Regions from separate parts of the Mus musculus genome. Here region 2 is linked to region 1. The links are chromatin loops, found by intact Hi-C in ENCODE. Cell type or tissue: heart. All regions are shown on one strand. Links, peaks and the distances in the headings refer to the core of each region. The heading gives the core; the rest is flanking DNA.

What was found. A loop is a pair of places that touch in the nucleus more often than their neighbours do. Peaks named below come from ENCODE experiments on the same cell type or tissue, not always from the same donor. Only the 100,000 strongest peaks of a DNase experiment are listed, where the experiment ranks them.
Region 2: a loop joins it to region 1, with 2.5 times the contacts of the local background. A loop is called at or near these places in 2 of 42 quality-filtered maps.

Annotation. Positions count from the first base shown.
Region 1 is chr5:24,473,636-24,476,533 of GRCm38, forward strand. It overlaps Agap3 (ArfGAP with GTPase domain, ankyrin repeat and PH domain 3), which reads left to right. Exons shown (of 18, transcript NM_139153.2): 2 at 2,743-2,801. Among named protein-coding and RNA genes, the nearest start is that of Agap3, 23 kb to the left of the region's middle. In heart, for the core only: CTCF peaks have their summits at 788 and 1,481; DNase peaks (open chromatin) are centred at 1,146, 1,522, 2,038, 2,446 and 2 weaker places; H3K4me3 peaks cover 2,082 bases; H3K27ac peaks cover 1,195 bases; H3K27me3 peaks cover 591 bases.
Region 2 is chr5:24,334,731-24,337,628 of GRCm38, forward strand. All of the region lies in intron 2 of Kcnh2 (potassium voltage-gated channel, subfamily H (eag-related), member 2), which reads right to left. All of the region lies in intron 3 of Gm15589 (a long non-coding RNA gene), which reads left to right. Among named protein-coding and RNA genes, the nearest start is that of Kcnh2, 15 kb to the right of the region's middle. In heart, for the core only: CTCF peaks have their summits at 1,342 and 1,542; a DNase peak (open chromatin) is centred at 1,341; H3K4me3 peaks cover 886 bases; H3K27ac peaks cover 2,335 bases.

The DNA of each region.
Region 1 (2,898 bases), core at 88-2,587:
AGTCGTGTCTTCTGAGTTTTATAATCTCCAAAGAAACAGGCTTCCTCAGTCATCAACATCACCTGCTGTAGCATCAAGCACCTCTCAGCCTTAAGAACATCAGAGTGGAACTCTGAAATAGGGTCACTTCGCTAAATTCTCCAGTTTACAGACAGAAGTCTGAAGCTCAGAGAAAGCATAAGATTTGCTTGTCTCCTGGCTCAGAATTGGGTCTTCTAACGAATCTGGACGGCCCTGGAATCCTGGGTCTTGGTCTTCCCTCTTTGGAGAAAGAGAAAATGGTTCACTTTTCTGCAAAAAACGGTCTCTTGTGGGGTGTGCTTGAGGACTGTTATTTATTTGGCCTGCTCTTAATGACAACTCCTCACCTACCTGCCCAGTCTTAGGAGGAGCCCTGGCTGGAATTTCCTGTTTTCTGAGGGCTCCTAGGGGCTGCCCTGCACCGCCGTTCCTGGGTGTTCCAGGCCAGACTTGCCGCCTCTCCTGGTTAGGCTGGCTCCAGGCCCTTCCAGGTCTGGGCTTGCAGGCTCAAGTGGAGGAGTCGAGGGACTCCATCGGCCCGCACCAGGTGCCCAGAGGCCGAGGTCCGTGCGCCCCGGCCGCGGCCCCGGCCTGGGCCCAGCCCCGCGTCCCTCGCCATGGGCCTGGCCTTCGCCTGTGGGCCCTGAGCATGGAGCGGGGCTGGTCGCCGGGGGAAAGCTGCAGCGGGGAGCGGCCCGCCGTCTGCCGCCGCGCCCTCAGCGTCTGCGACTCGCTGGACCTGCACAGCACCTCGGCCGACCGGACCGCCGCCGCCCTGCAGGCCGCCTTGTGCGCCGCACGCGAACAGCCTTCGCGGCCACGGAGCGTGTGCTCCGGGACTCCGGGGTCGGCGCCCTCCGGCGCGCGCGGCCTGCTGCTTGGCCTCTTGCGCCCGCGCCACGGCCGTCGGGGCCCTGCGCCCTCAGAACGGCCCGGCTCGCCACCGCCCAGCCCTGAGCTCAGCCCCGCGCCTATCCGGCGCAGCCGCGGACCTGGAGAGAGGGCATCCAGGCCGCGGCCCACCAGCATGACGTTCCTGGAGGTGAACCGTCTAGAGCTGGCGGCGACGGAGGCACCGGGCGCAGGGCTTGGCCGCACGGGGAGTTCGGGCTTCCTGCGGGGAGCGTCCCTATGGAGTAGCCAGCGCTGGCAGGTGTTCCGTGGTGGTGGCAGCCGCGGCACGGAGAGTCCCCGGCGCGGGCTGTCGGCGCTCAGGAAGAGTTTTAGCTTCCGTCTGCGCCGCGGCCAGGAGATCCGGCGCTCCGAGTCCGGGCTGCTTGCCCGGCCACCCCGCGCGCGCACCCGCAGCGACGGCGACGCCAGCTCCCTGGGTACCTTCCCCAGTCGCCGAGATTTGCTGGGCGCCGATACCCCGTGCGCGCCACCAGAGCCGGGCCGCCCCCGCGCCGCCGCCAGCCTCTGGAAGCTGCTCACCAGCCGCTTCCGCCGGAGGGAGCCCGCGCCCTCAGCGCCGCTGTGGAGCCGCCGGGCAGCCGCAGCCCCAGGACTCCTGGGCGCGCCAAGCGGTAAGGGGGAACGCTGTGCACCGTCGTCGTAGTGGCCTCTGGTTGAAGTCTGGCAGAAAACACTTTGTGTCGGAAACCTACCTGATAGAGACCGGTGGGTGAGCATTGCCTAGAATAGCTAGGTCTGGCCCAAGTCCCCTTACTGGTTAGATGGTATGCTTAGGGTCGTTGGAAGTGTCCAGAGGAGATGGCAGTGGCAGAGGATTCCAGGCAATGGCACTGCCCATAGCATCCTGGCGTGGCATCCTAAGAGATTTTAAGGACCTTCGTTCCAGTGCCAACCTCTTTCTATACGGTGGCTCTTTCTATACATCTTTCTATACAGTATGGCTGCTCAGGAAAGGAGCAAGCTAAACTAGAGAGTTTCTTAGCTGGGGGCTGACCACTCTCCCTAGCTGCCTCTACAGCTGAGGTCAGGGACTGATTGTGGCCTTGAATGAGATAATGCTGTGAGACATCTGTGGGCCGGGCTAGTGAGTGGGAGCTGGGCAGGACAGCAAGTACTGCCCAGACAAAGTCCTGCCCAGGCCAGGCTGTCTAGAATGTGCTGGGGAATAAGAGATGAGTGCTGGCTGTCAAGCCAGGGGCACTGAGCAGCAAGCAAGAGGCTTCCTGCCCGAGGACCTTGTCTGAGTCTAGAGGGCCAATGGTGCTGAGTGTGAGCTCATGAAAGGGAGCCTGGAGGCTGGTCTCCTGCAGAGGGGCTGGGGAGAAGGCCTGGCAGGGCCTGGTAGATGTGCTTCATTGGACCTGCCTCTACAGAACAGGGCCAGGTGAGGCTCCTCCCTCTTCACCCTGGCTCAGGAATGTGGTAGGTGGCCCCACCCTGCCAAGGGTGAGCTGTTCCTACTCGCAGGAAGGAGACTGGTCCCCTTGCCAGGGCCCTGCCCATTTTGGGTCTGGTCTGAGACCTGCTGGAGAGGCCTCTCATCTAGGTGAGAGGCATCAGGCACCAAGCCAGATGAGCTCATGTGGACCATAAAGAGGAAGACGAGGAGGGGCAACAAACCTGTACAGTACAGGCAGGATGAGCATCAGCACAGACCTGCCCCGAGGACTGTCTTTGCTCTGTTCCCTAGGGAGCTAGGGGTGAGGGTCAAGGTCCCACGGAGGACAGTGGTCTCTGGTCTTGACAGAGAGTATTGTAGGTGGTAGGTGTGTGCACACCCCTGACGGCATGGCTCTGTCTTCACAGACTCATTTGTGAACAGCCAGGAGTGGACCCTGAGCCGCTCTGTGCCAGAGCTTAAAGTGGTGAGTGGGTCCTGTGTCTGGGTGGGCCCTGGCTGGTTCCACCCTTTCCTCGGTGGCCTTGCTCTCTCTCCCTGGCTTTTTCTGGGCCCCTCTATAC
Region 2 (2,898 bases), core at 104-2,603, 140 kb before region 1:
GGGCAAGGCCCAGGCGGGGCTAGTCAGGAGCTCTCTGCCCTACCCACTACCCCTGCACTCACCATCACCAGGGCCCTCCTGCCTCTAACCGAGGGCCCTGAGCTCAGGAGCTCTGCCCGGGTGTCCCTTTAGCAGCTGCTCTTGTCCCCTGACCTCTGGCCTCTGACACACAGCTGTGGTGTTGAAGCTGTGTGGGGTGGGGGTGGGGGTGCCTGGGCCCAGCTGGAGGCTGTTTGGCACCCAGACAGACAGCCTGGAGTTTATGCCCTAATATGGTGATGGCCAGCAACGGCCTGAGCAGGGACTGGCCTCCTCAGGACTACAGAGGGGCAGGAGACTAGAATACCAAAGCTGGAGAGACCCCAGCTCTTACCCCCAAGAGCCCCAGAGATCCAGTCCCCAAGCCACTATGCTCACCGGGACATGTGTCAAAGAAGCCCGGAGTCTAGAACCAGGATGACTCTGGCGCTTCCAGATGGCTTAGGGGCTCTATCCCTGAAAGGGGCTAAGACATTCTGACCTGGTGTCAGATCTATCCATTCAGTCCAGGCTCCTCAGTAAGAGAATCCACACAGCCCAGGGCCCTGCATCTCAGATAGCTACGTCAGACCTTGGCAGCTCAGACAGTGACCCTAGGTCCCTGACCTGAAAATAATTCTTTTTAATTCTTCTCCAAGAGAAATTTCAAGATATGCCCCTCTCACAGGACAAGCCTGTTTCCCTCTTCCAGATACACAGACACAGAATGCTGACACTCCCCCTTTGCTGACATTCAAGGAATTTTTCTTTTCAAATATCCTGTCAAAGGCCTGGTTGTTCCGAGATATGACCTGTGCCCCCTTCCCGCTCCCCACCCCTCCCCCATCCTATGTAATCACTGATGGAAATAGATTGCAGTACCACCACGCATAGAAACAAAGAAAGCTGAAGACCAAGCAGGCCCTGGGCTCTAGAGGTACCAACCATCTCACTTGCCAACTTGGCAGAGTCTTATGTGACCTACCGGGTCACCAATCCCAGCTCTTTGGCTAGAAGTATGGAGGGGGTTTCTGGGGGTAAGGGAAGGACAGCCAGGCTGTGGGCAGGGCCCTCGGGTGCTAGCACAAAACAAATAGCCTGCGGTCAGCTTCCAGCTGAGAAGAAAGGTTGTGAACAAGTGGCTGAGCTGTCCCTGGGGAGCCTGAAACACTGCCTATCTACCCAGCCTCTCCCTAGATACCACCCTATTCCTCCCTCCTTCCCACTCGACCTGCTATCCCAGTAATGGTCCAGCTCATGTAAGGAAGAGGCAACCTCAAGGAGGGCCCTGGGGCCAGAGCTGGGCTAGGCTGCAGTTCCATCCAGCACCACTCTGTGGCAGGCACTGCCCACGTTCAAGAGGCAGACAGCTCTTGGAGCACTCCAGACCTGATGGGTGGGATGGAGTGGGGGTGGGGGTGGGGACACTGATGGGAACAGCAGGGAGCACCATTCTCTTTCTCAAGGAGGACATGGCACAATAGATGGGAGAGTCACCTTACAGAATGCTTATCTGTCACATGACATTGATCACACCGACTCACTGGGCCAAAGTCTGGATGAAATGACATACATAGTATATGACAGCCTGGCCTAAGAAGAGAGCTATGCACACTCAGAAGAAAGATGAACCTTTTCAATTGCCCCTGGGACAGTCTGATTTAAGTGGCTAATAGCAAAACATACCCTGATACCTGTCCAGCACCAGCCAGGCTCTATAACCATTTGGGTAGTGGGGCCTCCCTGCCCAGTCTAAGCCTGTCTTTGACCTCTCAGGACAGAAATAAAAAGAGGATGGCAGGCATACCAGTAACCACATACCTACAGGATCTGGCAGAGCCTTTGGTCTTGATGACCCAGGCCAGCCAGTCTCCTAGCAGCCTTCAAAGGTCATGCTGCTCACTCTAGGTCACTAGGTAGGGATGCAGTGGAAGGGCCACTCATTCTGAAAGCAGAAAATGTTCTGTTCAGACGACAAACCCTGGCTTGCTAGGATTCAATGCTCCATCACACTAAGGGGTCCACTTTGGAGTAACCCATCTGCACTCACCCAGCTCAGGTATGCTTCCAGTACATCAGAATCTAATCTCCCACCTCCGGGCACCACTGGCCCAGGCCTGCCTGAGTAGAAGTTATAGCTGGTGAGAGTTCAGAGAAGACCTACAGAAGACCTGGGCAGCCTTGGGCAACTTGGTGAGGTCAGGGTCTCACCTGTACAGCAGTAGGCTTCATGGCTTCCCCATTACCTCACAGTACCATTGAACATGCCACCACAGGTGAAGCATCTGGGATAACATGACCAAGAAGATGGCCCTGGTGCCTACTCTGACTGAGCCAGGTGTTCAATCGGACCCTAATTTGGCATCAGGACAAGATAGAGCAAGACAGAACAAACCACACGGTGGGTGTGTCCTGGGAAAATGAAGTATTCTGCCCCCAACAATCAAAAGACCCTGCTCTCCCTTGCATTTGCTGTGTAGCTGCAGACAGGTCACCCACCTCTCTGAGCTTAGATTCTCTGTGCATACCACAGGGACAAGAGATTTGTGCTCTGAGTGCCAGATGAGGTGACAGATGGCCTTCTAGAAGCATCTGGAGCTGTAATGAGGCAGAGTAGCAGGTCCCTGCAGGGAAGGTGACCTCTAGCACCCTCATCCTGGTTGCCTCCCTTGCCCCACTCCAAGCAGGAGGGGCTGCGCCAAAATGAGCCCAAAGTCACACTGAGGGCAGGGAGGCTGAGGCTGCAGTTGGCCCTGTCCGCCCCCCAGGCAGAGACTGTCTCCGGAGGAGCAGCCCAGGGCTGTGCAGTGTCAGGTTATATTTAGCCTGGTGGTGGCGACAGGAAGATGCAGCGGGAGCTGCTTCTGGCCAAGGGCCACC